Regions from separate parts of the Homo sapiens genome. Here all the other regions are linked to region 2. A link is a contact called in ENCODE Hi-C or POLR2A ChIA-PET data. All regions are on one chromosome and are shown on one strand. Each heading gives the region's core, a stretch centred on a gene start or an enhancer-like site at or near the end of the contact. The rest is flanking DNA. Distances are from core to core; before and after follow the strand shown. Region 1 holds the start of IFI6 (interferon alpha inducible protein 6). Region 2 holds the start of SNHG3 (small nucleolar RNA host gene 3). Region 3 holds the start of FAM76A (family with sequence similarity 76 member A). Region 4 holds the start of THEMIS2 (thymocyte selection associated family member 2).

The links. Hi-C counts contacts between places; a loop is a spot of excess contacts on that map. ChIA-PET counts read pairs that join two places held with the same protein, here RNA polymerase II (POLR2A). Pooled maps may share reads with other maps.
Region 1: a loop to region 2 is called in a pooled map, with 8 times the contacts of the local background. The contact joins the promoter of IFI6 here to the promoter of SNHG3 in region 2. A Hi-C loop is called at or near these places in 4 of 50 pooled maps. POLR2A ChIA-PET finds 5 or more read pairs at or near these places in 2 of 52 experiments (activated CD4-positive, alpha-beta T cell and activated naive CD4-positive, alpha-beta T cell).
Region 3: a loop to region 2 is called in a pooled map, with 8 times the contacts of the local background. The contact joins the promoter of FAM76A here to the promoter of SNHG3 in region 2. A Hi-C loop is called at or near these places in 9 of 50 pooled maps. POLR2A ChIA-PET finds 5 or more read pairs at or near these places in 7 of 52 experiments (CD4-positive, alpha-beta memory T cell, H1, HEK293T and 4 more).
Region 4: a loop to region 2 is called in a pooled map, with 7 times the contacts of the local background. The contact joins the promoter of THEMIS2 here to the promoter of SNHG3 in region 2. A Hi-C loop is called at or near these places in 2 of 37 single-sample maps with no recorded cell type and 7 of 50 pooled maps. POLR2A ChIA-PET finds 5 or more read pairs at or near these places in 3 of 52 experiments (AG04450, activated T-cell and activated naive CD4-positive, alpha-beta T cell).

What each region holds. Positions count from the first base shown.
Region 1 is chr1:27,670,899-27,674,418 of GRCh38, reverse strand. It overlaps IFI6 (interferon alpha inducible protein 6), which reads left to right and starts at 2,227. Exons shown (of 5, transcript NM_002038.4): 1 at 2,227-2,296. RefSeq lists an enhancer at 1,856-2,195.
Region 2 is chr1:28,503,924-28,507,344 of GRCh38, reverse strand. It overlaps SNHG3 (small nucleolar RNA host gene 3), which reads right to left and starts at 1,402. Exons shown (of 4, transcript NR_036473.1): 1 at 1,261-1,402; 2 at 1,018-1,125. RCC1 (regulator of chromosome condensation 1) reads right to left here and starts at 1,302. Exons shown (of 13, transcript NM_001381865.2): 1 at 1,261-1,302. RefSeq lists enhancers at 1-2, 194-488.
Region 3 is chr1:27,724,115-27,727,425 of GRCh38, reverse strand. It overlaps FAM76A (family with sequence similarity 76 member A), which reads right to left and starts at 1,465. Exons shown (of 9, transcript NM_152660.3): 1 at 1,265-1,465. The coding sequence starts at 1,345. RefSeq lists silencers at 941-1,640, 1,479-2,121.
Region 4 is chr1:27,870,777-27,874,287 of GRCh38, reverse strand. THEMIS2 (thymocyte selection associated family member 2) reads right to left here and starts at 1,744. Exons shown (of 6, transcript NM_001105556.3): 1 at 1,623-1,744. The coding sequence starts at 1,716. RefSeq lists a silencer at 1,627-1,896.

The DNA.
Region 1 (3,520 bases), core at 978-3,477, 830 kb after region 2:
TTTAAGACCTCGAGGCAGAAGGATCACTTGGAGCCAGGAGTTGGAGACTAGCATGGGCAATGTAGTGAGACCTCCATCTCTAAAAGAAATATAAAAATTAGCTGGGTGTGGTGGCACATGCCTATAGTCCCAGATACTTGGGAGGGTGAGTTGGGAGGATTTCTTGAGCCTAGGAAGTCAAGGCTGCGGTAAGCTATGATTGTACCACTGCACTCCAGCCCCGGCAACAGAGTGAGACCCTGTCTCTAACAAACCAACCAACCAACCGACAAAACAACAAAGAGGCCAGGCACAGCAGCTCACACCTGTAATCTCAGCACTTTGGGAGGTAGAGGTGGGTGGATCACCTGAGGTCAGGAGTTCAAGACCAGCCTGGCCAACATGGCAAAACCCCATCTCTACTAAAAATACAAAAAACATTAGCCGGGCATGGTGGCGCGCACCTGTAATCCCAGCTACTTGGGAGGCTGAGGCAGGAGAATCGCTTGAACCCAGGAGGCAGAGGTTGCAGTAAACCAAGATCACACCACTGCACTCCAGCCTGGGGAACAGTGCAAGACTGTCTCAAAAACAAAAACAAAAACAACAAAAAACAAAGAACAAAACAAAACAAAAAATATATGATGGAAATGGTATATTCAAGGCTGAGCAAAGGGGTCTAAAAGGCTTGAGTAAATTAAATAAACAGGGAGCTCAGAGTCCTGTGGCGCCCAACTCTGTTTCTCTGGGTTTTCTCTTTGACCCATATATATGGCCTCATGGAGTGTTCCCAGCAACCAACAGATAATGGAGGAAAGGAGTCAAACTCAATTCACAGATAAGTCAGTATAATATTTTGGTATCAGCTGGAAACGGACCACTCTATTACAGCCCCATTTGGGGGTGGCACTGAATAATAGTGAATCCTCCCAGGGGGCAGAACTAGGAGCAGTATACCGTGTTGTTCCCTCTGTATGCAGAGAGAGAGAGAGAGAGATGGACTGAAGTACAGACATACACCAATTCCTAATAAGAGGCAAATGGCTTGGCTGGTTGGTCAAAGGCATGGATGGAACAAGATTGGAAGATTGGGAATAAGCAGGTGTGGGTTAGGGGCATAAGAATGAACTCTGAATGGGCATAAAGCACCTGGATCTCTATGTCTCATGTTAATGCTGACCAGAGATCATCTGCTGCAGAGGAGGCTCTACAGCCCAATGGCCAGGATGTCCCATCCTGTGGATGTCAGCCAGCCTCTAAACTTAGCCTCACTATTGCCTTGCAATAGACCTATGAGTGTCCAAGGTGGTAAGGATGGGGGTTAGAAATGAGTCCAACAACTTGGGCTCCCTCTCACCAAAACTGATCTGGCAATTGCCAAAATATAGCCAATCTGCCAGCAGCAGGTAGCAATATGGCAAAATTTCTCAATGAGAATAGCCAGCCATCTGGTGGCAGGTCAATTATTTCAGACCCCTTCCACTTGGGAGAAGGCAATGATTCATCCTTACTGGAATTTCTATGTTCTCCAAATAGAGGTTGCATTTCTGACCCATAGCACTTCAAGCATCACCATCCAAAGGCTTTAAAGAATGCTCAGTTCATTACCTAGGGCCAGGGGACCCATCTTGAAACTCAAGATCTATCATGATGGCCACATGAACACAGGCTTCACTGGTCTTACCATATGCCCATGACCCAGAAGCAGCCAGCCTGAGAGAACAATGGAACAAAGTGACTTAATTTCCAAAGTTCTGGGGGTTTATAAACAGCATATGGTATGTCACATGACTACTGTGGGATTGGAAAAAGATCATGTAAATAGAGCACTTTGCACAGACCCTGGCATGCAGCAAGTGCTCAATAAATGATAGGTGTTGTTTACTAATTGGACTGAATGGTGAAAGGCCTGTGTGCCCCAGGGGGAGCTGGTGATCAGGCTTCACTAAGCCCAGTATGGCCGTGGCTCTCATCATAGTGTGACATGCTTTGAATACCCTTAGCGGCTCCAAAAGTCCTCAGCTTGAAGTGCATTTTTCTGCCAGCAGGCAGCACACAAATGTTCCCGCTGGGCGGAGCTGGGAGAGAGGGGAAAATGAAACTCTGCAGAGTGCAGGAGCTGGGAGAGAGGGGAAAATGAAACTGCAGAGTGCAGAAATAGAAACTCCGACAGGGATTGGCTGCCTAGGGTGAGACGTGGGAGGATCCACAAGTGATGATAAAAAGCCAGCCTTCAGCCGGAGAACCGTTTACTCGCTGCTGTGCCCATCTATCAGCAGGCTCCGGGCTGAAGATTGCTTCTCTTCTCTCCTCCAAGGTAAACTCAGGAGCTATGAAGTGTGGGCATCAAGCTGCCACCCTCTGCCAGGCTGCCTGTCTGCCTGTAAATCTCATGTTCTGAGAGCCAGGAGGCCCCTTCTCCTGGGAGGCAGCACTCCTGGGTCCCTTTTAGTGCTCTGGGCTGGGACTTGTCTAAGAGGATGGGTTGGAGATTTTTAGGGAGATGGGATGCAAAACCCCAAGTGGCATGAGACCCAGCTTACAGGTGCAATATCAGCGATCTGTGGCCTTAACACTGTCACCTCTTGGAGCCTTAATTACTTCCTCTGTAAAAGGAAAGTTAAGTTGCCTTTGCTGCTCAAAGGACTGGATGATTTTAGAATCCCCTTTATTATAGGATCCAATGTGACAGTGAGTTCATCTTTAAGGATAGATGAAGCCATCTGGAGTGGTTGTTAAAAATGTGGGCTTGGTGGCCGGGCGTGGTGGTTCACGCCTGTAATCCCAGCACTTTGGGAGGCCGAGACCCACGGATCACGAGGTCAGGAGATCGAGACCATCCTGGCTAACACAGTGAAACCCTGTCTCTACTAAAAATACAAAAAAAATTAGCCGGGCTTGGTGGTGGGCGCCTGTAGTCTCAGCTACTCGGGAGGCTGAGGCAGGCAGGAGAATGGCATGAACCTGGGAGGTGGAGCTTGCAGTGAGATGAGATTGCGCCACTGCACTCCAGCCTGGGCGACAGAGAAAGACTCCATCTCAAAAAAAAAAAAAAAAAAATGTGGGCTTGGGTATTAGCCAATTGTGGGTTTAAACCCTGACTTTGCCATGACCTGGCTAGGCAGCCTTGGGAATATTACTTAACCTCTCTGAGCTTCAGTTTCCTTATCTATAACATGTGGTTGATAACAATGGTACCTACTTCGTGGTGTTGTTATAGGTACAAGTGGACTGCGTGCCATAAAGTGCTAAGTACTCAATACATGAGAGGAGTTTCTTGTTTTTCTTTTTAACTTAAGAAAATAGCATTGATCTGACAAAGATCATATTAGAGGTGAGTCTGAGGGCATATGCATTTTCCAGTTTTGTGGTATAAAGGAAAGAGCATAGGTTCATGAATTCTGACTGTCTTGAATGTGTACCCATGTTGCACAATTTGCTGTGTGACCTTTATCCCTTGTGATATTGTAAAATATATTTTTTCATCCCCCAGTTCCTGGCATACAACTCCTAAAATCCTTGGAATCTTCAAAGTGATAAA
Region 2 (3,421 bases), core at 153-2,652:
TTTACAGAATCCAATAGGAAACAATTTCATCCATTCATGTTACTACAGATCTTAAACAAGAAAGCAAACGAGTTTCCACCCTGTCCACAGTGGGGTGTTAAAAAAAAATCGGTTTCTAGACTGGTAACATGCATATTCAGCTATTCTAATTACTTTACAATAGGCGGTTAGTACTATGTGGAAGGTACCGCAGAAGCAAAGACAACAATTAGGCCCAGCTATCCTAAATTCAAATGAAACACGTGGACTTGTTAATTACCCCCAAATCGGCCAGGCACGATGGCTCACGCCTGTAATCCTAAAAATATAAAAATAAAAATGACCCAAATCACAAAAATACGAGAAAGCATAATTACGAAACGCAATGCTTCCAAATTATGAAAATCTTCGGCCTGGCGTGGCGGACCACAAGGTCAGGCGTTGGAGACCAGCCTGGCCAACATGGTGAAATCCCGTCTCTACTAAAAATACAAAAATAAGCCAGGCGCGGTGGTACACGCCTGTAGTCCCAGCTACTCGGGAGGCTGCGGCAGGAGAATTGCTTGAGCCCAGCAGGCGGAGGTTGCAGTGGTGCGATCAAATAAAAAGAAAAATTGAGAAAATTCTTAAAGGCAAATGAGGATCCAGAATAAAACTGTGTGCAATTATATTGAGAACGACAATGTGCCTACTATGAGGCAGTAAGATAAACAGTGGGGGTGGCGGTGCACCTTCAGAGGCTCGCTGGGTCGGGCGGCAGCCCTGCGGGTCCCGAGGTCTCCATGGCCCACTTCTGGCCCAGGCCCGTCTAACGCGTACTTTAGAGTTGGGACCGATGCCGCCTAAGACACCCATATATAGTTTTAAATTACATGATTTCCGGCCAGGCGCGGTGGCTCACGCCTGTAATCCCAGCACTTTGGAAGGCCGAGGGTGGTGGATCACCGGAAATCAGGAGTTCAAAACCAGCCTGACCAACATAGCGAAACCCCGTCTCCACTAAGAATACAAAAATTGGCCGGGCGTGGTGGCACGTGCCTGTAATCCCAGCTGCTGGAGAGGCTGAGGCACGAGAATCGCTTGAACCCGGCAGGCGGAGGTTGCAACGAGCACTGCAGTCCAGCCTGAGTGACAAACCGACTCCGTCTCAAAAAAAAAAAAAAAGTAAATAAATAAAATACTATATGATCTTCCTAGGGAAGCTCGGCTACTGATCTATAGCATTAGACCCACAACTCCGGTGGCAAGCATCTGATCACACTTACCAAGGATCACACTTACCAAGGAGAAGAAGCGACCACTGCGAATCTGTCTCCAAAAAGGAGAGAGAAAACGCGAAGCATCCTTTTTAAACCTTACGAAGTGCCCGGAAGTCCTGGAATGTCTATTGCGCGTGCGCAGAAGCATGCGCAGTTAGAGAATCAGAAACTCACTGAGGCTTCTGGGAATCTACTGCAGATTGAGCCCCACCCCTTCCTGGCTGGGAGGCCTCTCGCGGTAGTGGATCCTTCCCGCGGGACCTTGCTGGGGAATGTACGTTACAGAAATAGGTTTGTAGGTATGTAGCTGCAGAGGACGTTTACTTCTGTGCAATCACTGGACTCAGTCTGTAGGATATGCCCTTAGATAAACTGGCCAAAAAGTTTTTGGAAGAGTCGAACGCGGTGGCTCACGCCTGTGATTACAGCAGCTCTGAAGGCCGTGAGGGGCGGATCGCTTGAGGCCAGGAGTTCGAGACCGGCCTGGGCATCATGGCGAAACCCCGTCTCTACAAAAAATACAGAACATAAGCCAGGCATGGTGCCGCGCACCTCCAGTCCCAGCTACTCGGGAGGCTGAAGCATGAGAATCGTTTGAACCTGGGAGGCGGTGGTTGCAGTGAGCCGAGATCGCGCCGATGCACTCCATCCTGGTCGACAGAGCGAAACTCTCTCTCCAAATAAATAAGTAAAACGTTGGAATAATAAGAATGCAGAATGAAAAAAATACATATAGAGAAATACGGAGTATCAAAAGGAATTGAATCTGCTCTGTCACCTGTGAAAGAAATAATTTGATAAATGTGAAGGTAAATAAGATGAAAGTGCCCCTAGACGAATCAGATAAAAGTTTAAAAACTCCAGGCCTGGCCCGGATAAAAATAAATAAAAATAAAAAATAAAAAACTCCATTGCACAACAGTGTGAATGAATGTAATTAAAAGCACTGCCCTATACTCTTTCTTTTTTTTTCGAGATGGAGTTTTGCTCTGTCACCCAGGCTAGAGTGGAATGGCGCGGTCTCGGCTCACTGCAACCCCGGCCTCCCGGGTTCAAGCGATTCTCCTGCCTCGGCCTCCCCAGTAGCTGGGATTACAGGCGCCCGCCACCGTGCCTGGCTAATTTTTGTATTTTTAGCAAGACGGGGTTTCACCATCTTGGCCAGGCTGGTCTCGAACTCCTGACCTCAAGCAATCCACCCGCCTCGGCCTCCAAAGTGCTGAGATTACAGGCATGAGCCAGCGCACCTGGACTTTTTTTTTTTTTTTTTTTTTGAGACGGAGTCTCGCTCTGTCGCCCAGGCTGGAAGGAAGTGGTGTGATCTCGGCTCACTGCAACCTCCACCTCCCAGGTTCAACCAGTTCTCCTGCCTCAGCCTCCCGAGTAGCTGGGACTATAGGCATGCCACCATGCCCGGCTAATTTTTGTATTTTTAGTAGAGACCGGGTTTCACCATGTTGGCCAGGCTGCTCTCGAACTCCTCACCTCAAGTGATGCCCGCCTTGGCCTCCCAAAGTACTGGGATTACAGGCCTGAGCCACCACACCTGGCCCCCTATACATTTTAAACTAGTTAAAAATGGCAAGTTTTATGTATATTTTACCACACACAAAACCCTCTGAATATGAAGTAGGCAAGTAAAGAATGCTTACGATATATATACATAAGAAATGTTGCAAATATGATGGAATTTTTAGTGTGGTGTAAGGTGGAAAAACGTTGGCTAGAGAGACAGAGCTATCACAGCTGGGCTATCTTGAGTAGTAACGTTTATGGTGTTCCTCCTACATATTAGATTTTGTTCTGAATGCTTTATTACGTACATTATTTACTATCGCAGCAATTCTTTTTTTTTTTTTTTTTGAGATGGAGTCTTGCTCTGTTGCCCAGGCTGGAGTGCAGTGGCTCGATCTTGGCTCACTGCATTCTCTGCCTCCTGGGTTCAAGCAATTCTCCTGCCTCAGCCTCCCGAGTAGCTGGGACTGCAAGCAAGTGTCACCATGCCCCACCAATTTTTGTATTTTCAGTAGAGACGGGGTTTCACCATATTGGCCAGGGTGGTCTTGAACTCCTGACCACGTGATCTGCCCGCCTTGACCTCCCAAAGTGCTGGGATTACAGGCATGAGCCACCGTGCCCGGCCTACAAATTTTTTTTTTTTTTTAGATGAAGTCTCACTCTGT
Region 3 (3,311 bases), core at 216-2,715, 780 kb after region 2:
AACAGCCTTCAGTAGGAAGCCGACCTGGGTACTATTTCTAGCATAGCTACTATGCTTGAGTGAGTCACTTAAACTTTCTGGGCCTTATTTTTCTCCTCTGTAATACTGGCATCACTTCCCTACTGTTGATGTGGGAGTTAAGTAAGAACTTATATGGATTATATGGAACTAGCCATAAATTGTAAAACAAACATATATATGAACAAGTCCCAGACTGGGAATCAGAAGCCCTGAATTCCAGGCCTGGTTCTTCTGCCACTGTGTGATTTTGCGGTTTACTTGTGAAATGAAAGTGCTGGATTAAAATTATTATTTATATATACATAACTTCCTTAAAATCATATATACATATTTTGAGGCCAAAAAGGGCACTCAAGCACTTGCATTCCCCCAGACCTGGTATATAAAAACTGGCAAATGGAAAGTCATGACCATCTGAGGCAAAAGTGACAATTATGAGTTATCCAAATCAGAGACACAAACTGGATTATTGGATAACCTCAACATTATTCTTCAGCCAGTTTGGTGACTTTTTAACTGTTGCCTCACAGCACCTCTAGTCACTTAAAAAGTAAAAGTGGGATAAAGCAACTTAAAAGAAAAAGAGAAGTTGGACCTTCAGGAGCAAAAACTGATCAGCAGCTAGTCAGGGAAGACCGAAGACCACCAACTGGATGCTGAGAAGTGATCCCTCGGATCTGTGAGCCTGACTGTGGGGCTTTTTTAAAACATAAAGCCTTGCTGCCTCCGATTCTGAGACTGGCCGAAAAGTGAGATGCTTAAAAAAAAAAAAAAAATCAAGCCTTGCTACCTCCGATTCTGAAACTGGTCGAAAAGTGCCCGTGAGGAGCCCGAGTTCGACACATTCCTCCAAGGCAGCACCCAACTTTGGAGTTCAGTCCCAGGAGGGGCAGGAGGTCCCCACCAGGGAGACCGCGGCGGCGGGGGAGGCAGCGCAAAGGGATCCCGAAGGCGACCAGTCAGGGCAAGCAGGGGACCCGCTGTCCCTCCCCCGACCTCACGGGGTCCGAGAACAATCCCCACGGTTGCTAAGCACCCGGACACGCCGGCCGCGGGAGCCTGGACCGGGTCCCGGCTCCCGCACGTGCCCCGCCGGCCCCCAGCGGGGTGGGTGCGGCTCCTCAGCCTGGCGGGCCTGCCACACCCTGCTCCGGGGACCCCGCCGGGCGTCCCCACAGAATCTGGAGCTCCGGGCCGCGCCTCCTGCGTCCCCAGTTCCCGGCCGCCGCCCCAGCCCGCGCACCTTGCACAGCTGCTGCCCCTGAGACAGCGCCTCGAAGGGGAAGCGCTGGTGGCACTTGGTGCAGGCGTAGAGCGCCGCCATGTCCGGCCCGGGCCGCGCTCACCGACCCGCCGGCCCGGCCCGCCGATTTATCTGACAGTCTGAGGCACAACCCGGCGGCGGCTGCAGGCTGCTGGCTGCGGCAGGCGGGCGGGCGCAGGCGGGTCGGGGCGGACCCGGGCGGGCTGGGGCGGGCACGGCGACTCTAGACGCCCGCTCACTGGTGGGCTTTGACGTCGATCAAGTGGGAAGGGGCGGAACACGGAGCTTTCGCCCACTCTGATTCGGTCTGGCCTGGAGTACGCCACTGTGACGCTCCAGGCCGCGATTATGTAAAGCGCAGTCACGCGGGGGCGCCACCTGGAGGGGACAGGCTCCCGGCCGGGACCTCGGAAGAGCTTAGGCTCCGCCCTACTTGCTCAGCGTTCCCGCCCTCGCTCCGCCTCTCCACGGCCTCAGGCGCATCTGCGCTTCTCGCGATACCTTCGGGGATTTGTGATGTTTTGGTTTCCATGGAGCTGCCCTCTGGGAGCACGAGGGGTACAATTGGAACGAAGGCGGCGCACAGTTAACTGGAACTCTGCAGCCGTCCAAGCCCAAAGAAGGTGGGGAGCTTGGGAAAGAAGTTCCTCATAATCGGAGCAGGAGGAGCCCGCCCAGCCTCGCTCAAAGGAGGAGACGAGACTCTGAGGGACAATTTAGAAGTGTGTCCTCAATTTAAGACACCTAAATAGGGAACTGTGGGGCTGTGGGCCTTAGGAGAGAAAAGGAGAGCCCCAGAGAGAGCACCCCTATGCTGCGGAAGAGGGACTAAAGAGATGGCAGTCCTTCCAGGAGGGATTGGACAGATATTCAGGCGTCCGGTGGCCTGCAGGCCCCCATCAGAGTGGGCTGCAATTGGCCCAGACCTGCTTCCTACTTTGTTTTCTCCGGTTTCACCCCCAGCTTCTCTCGCAAGCAACCACCTGGTGATTCCTGACGAGGCCTGACTTCCGGAAGGCAAGCCACGCCCTCCGGGCTCCCCTGCCTCTCTTTGGCTCCAGCTTGGCATGTATAGGAGCTGCCCAAGGAATGACAGACTTCTTGTTCTTGAGGTGTTGGCAAAGCTTCCTGCACTGCTGACCTATCCAAGTCCTGCCTTGTAGCTGCTCTTGGGCATAGGTTACTCTTGGCTCTGCCAACCACCCGTACAGGACTAATTGCAGTTTTACCTCAACGTGCGCTTTTTACAATTAAAAACTGACTTAATGGCTTCTATTTCCCTGCCTCAACAAAAAAAATTTACTCTCTCTGAACCCAAATCTGGCTGCTTCCTTGTAGGATCCCCCAAAGATGTGCATTAATCATTAGGATCAGAAAGCAAAGTTTCCAAATCACTGTTCCACAACTAACTACATGACCTTGGATCTATCACTGAACTTCTCACGGCCTCGTTTTTCTCAATTGTACAATGAGGTCATTGTGAGAATCAAAACCAGTACATGAGTCGGGGCGGGATGGCTCACAACTGTAATCCCAGCACTTTGGGAGGCTGAGGCCAGAGGATCACTTGAGCCTTGGGATTTAAGACCAGCCTGGGTCGGCCGGACGCGGTGGCTCACGCCTGTAATCCCAGCACTTTGGGAGGCCGAGGCGGGTGAATCACCCGAGGATCACCTGAGGTCAGGAGTTCCAGACCAGCCTGACCAACAAGGTCAAACCCTGTCTCTACTAAAATACAAAAATTACCCGGGCGTGGTGGCAGGCGCCTGTAGTCCCAGCTACTCGGGAGGCTGAGACAAGAGAATTGCTTGAACCTGGGAGGCAGAGGTTGCAGTGAGCCAAGATCATGCCACTGAATTCCAGCCTGGACTACGGGGCAAGACTCCGTCTCAAAAAAAAAAAAAAAAAGACCAGCCTGTGCAACACAGTGGGACCCCATTTCTACAAAAAAACTTTTTTAAAAATTAGCCGGGTGTGGTGGCACGAGCCTGTGGTTCCAGCTACTCAGGCGGCTGAGGCGGGAGGA
Region 4 (3,511 bases), core at 495-2,994, 630 kb after region 2:
CGAGGCAGGCAGATCACTTGAGTCCAGGGGTTTGAGACCGGCCTGGGCAAAATGACAAAACCCCATCTTTACAAAAAATACAAAAATTAGCTGGACGTTGTCCTGGTGCGTGCCTGTGGTCCCAGCCTCTCAGGAAGCTGAGGTGGGAGGATCACTTGAGCCCAGGAGGTCGAGGCCGCAGTGAGCTGTATCGTGCCACTGCACTCCAGCCTGGGCAACAGAGCCAGACTCTGTCTCAAAAAAAAAAAAAAAAACCTAGGTTGAACCCAGGGTGTTTGCCTCCAGAGCCAGTGCTCCTAACCAACCACGCAGCCAGCCCCTTCTGAGTGCCCTGTAGACGCCTGCCCCTATTGGCATGGCCATCTGTCCTCCGCACTCACCCCATCCGCACACCCACACCCTGTCAGGGCCTTCTCTAGTCACCATCACTCTGACTTCCACCATTTCCACCATCCCGCGTCAGGCAGGATGAGGAAACAGGTGTTGTAACACCAGCAGGCAAAGGGTGCTGGGAGGACGAAGACGCTTGGTCCTGGGCTGGGGGAAGAGCAAACAGATCCCAGGCGCCTTCCTGCAGAAAGCCCCTGGAGGTAGAGTCAGAATTTGAACCCAGATCTGCCAGATTCCCAAGCAGACCTGGAGAGACCCACTGCGAGGTGGTGGCCCCCTGCGGGACCCTTCATGAGGGACCTCCTTGGTCTAGGACCCCACTTGGGACCTCAAACACTCTGCTGGAAGCTGCTGCGACAGAGCGTTTTTCTGCAGCCAGGGAACAGGATGGGGCAGGGCCTTCAAGCCTCAGTTCGCTCTCTAAGGAAGGAACCCGCACCCCCACACAGCATCTCTCTCCTCCACCTCCATCTCCCCTACTCGGTGGCCCACGGGTCCTCCCTGCCCACAGAGCAGCACTGGCCACCCATCCACTGTGCTGTCTTACCCTGCCCTCCACTGTCTGTTATTCCCTCACCGCTTGCTCCTTCAGGCAATGACTAGTGACTGTGCGCCTGCTGTGTGCCCATCCCTGTGAACCAGGCCGCTGCGGGCAGACGGCAGATGTACGGGGGCGTGCAAGGAGCAGAGAGCCAGGAAGGCTTCCGGGAGGAAGCGCCATTTAAGCTGAGAACTGAAGAGCTGATCAAATCAAGTACTGCCCATGGTCAAACAGAAGGCCAAGGTGGACGCAGGGACTGAAGGAAGGCAGTGTAGAGGAGGGCCGGGGGAGGAGTGGGAGGACACAGACGGGAAGACTGACCCTGCACTTCAGAATCAAGACGCAGCCACGACCACCAGCGGCCTAATGCTGCGTCCCGGCGCGGTCGGAGCTCTGTCCCATGCGCACCGCGGGGCCACCTAGGAGTGGCCCGGCTGCATCCACCTCCCGCGCCTCAACCCACTGACTTTTCATCACTACCCTGCGGGGCAGGTCAGCGGTCCCCGTTCCACGAAAGCAAAAGCCGAGGTCCAAAGAGGTTGAGTGCGGCCCCAAATCACACAGCTTGGCCAGTGGCAGTGTCGGGATTTGAACCCAGGGGCAGTTTCCCCGGATTGCTAACGTCTTCTCCGGGTCTCTGCCCCCGCCCCACACCAAGGGAGTGCTCGGAGGGGTTCCAGCCCCCGCTCACCCTCGAAGTAGACCCCCGAGCAGACCCGCAGCACGCGCGGGAGGGAGGCGGGGTCCAAGGCGCGCACGAAGTCCTGCAGCGGCACCGGCTCCATGGTCCCCGCGGCTCTCTGGGCTCAGACTGAGGGGCGGGCGGGCGGTCCCCGGGAGCCCTGCAGCCCCGCCCCGCCGATGCCCCGCCCCGCACGCCGAAGCCGCCCCGCCAGCCCGCGGGAGCCCTGCAGCCCCGCCCCGCCGAAGCCCCGCCCCCCGCCCCCTGCAGTACCCTATGGGGAAGGGGCGATGATGAAGATGAAGAAGTCCCAGACGCCCCCTCAGCAGTGCTCCCAGTTAGAAAAAGGGGACGCGGCCCGACTTGTTCTGCGTCTCATAGGAGGGACATGCCTCTGCCCTTTGGGTTTGAGGAGGGAGATGTAGTGTCAGGGCTCCCGAATGTCCCTCCAGGACACTCCATGGTCCTCTATCGGAAACCTCCTGGTGAAGGGGATCTCATTACCTCTCCAGAACTCCCATACTCTTTCGATAATTATTGTCTACGTTGGCCTCGAACTCCTGGACTCAAGTGATCCTCCCACCTCGGCCTCCCAAAGTGCTGGGATCACAGGTGTGATCCACCTGTGAGCCACCACGCCGGGCCTCACCAATTCTAGTTAAAAATTCTTCCTAAGGCTAAAGAGAAATCTGCTTAGAAGCCGGACCAACCACTTATCCTGACCCCACAGGCTCGGGATAAGCCTTTTCCATTTCCCTGTCCCTCAGGAGTCAGACCAACATAGGTTCAAATCCCAGGTCTCCTCTTGCTCGTTGTATGACGTTAGGCAAATCACTTTGATTGTGTGAACCTCAGTTTCTTACTCTCTAAAACAGGGAGAAGAGGGCCGGGCGCAATGGCTCACGCCTATAATCCCAGCACTTTGGGAGGCCGAGGCGGGTGGATCACCTGAGGTCAGGAGTTTGAGACCAGACTAACATGGTGAAAACCCGTTTCTACTAAAAATACAAAAAAACCTAGCCAGACGTGGTGGCACACACCTCTAATCCCAGCTACTCGGGAGGCTGAGGCAGGAGAATCGCTTGAACCTGGGAGGCAGAGGTTGCAGTGAGCCGAGATTGTACCATTGCACTCCAGCTTGGGCAACAAGAGCAAAACTCCGTCTCAAAAAACAAAAACAAAAACAAAAAAACAGGGAGAAGAGGCTGGGTGTGGCCTGTAATCCCAGCACTTTGGGAGACTGAGGCAGGAGGATCACTTGAGACCAGGAGTCCTAGACCACCCTGGGCAAACTAGCAAGACCCTGTCTCTTAAAAAAAAGAATAAAATAAAATAAGGCCAGGCGCGGTGGCTCACGCCTATAATCCTAGCACTTTGGGAGGGTGAGGCGGGCAGATCTCCTGAAGTCAGGAGTTCAAGACCAGCCTGGCCAATATGGCAAAACCCTGTCTCTACTAAAAATACAAAAAAATTACTGGGCACAATGACTCACGCCTGTAATCCCAGTACTTTGGGAGGCCAAGTTGGACAGATCACCTGAGGTCAGGAGTTCGAGACCAGCCTGACCAACAGGGAGAAACCCCGGCTCTACTAAAAATACAAAAGTAGCTGGGCGTGGTGGCACGTGCCTGTAATCCTATCTACTCAGGAGGCTGAGGCAGGAGAATCGCTTGAACCCGGGATGTGGAGTTTGCAGTGAGCCGAAATTGCATCATTACACTCCAGCTTGGGTAACAAGAGCAAAACTCTGTCTCAAAAAAAAAAAAAAATTAGCTGGGTGTGGTGGTGCGTGCCTGTAATCCCAGCTACTCGGGAGGCTGAGGCAGGAGAATCGCTTGAACCCGGGGGGGCAGAGGTTGCAGTGAGCCGAGATCACGCCACTTTACTCCAGCCTGGGT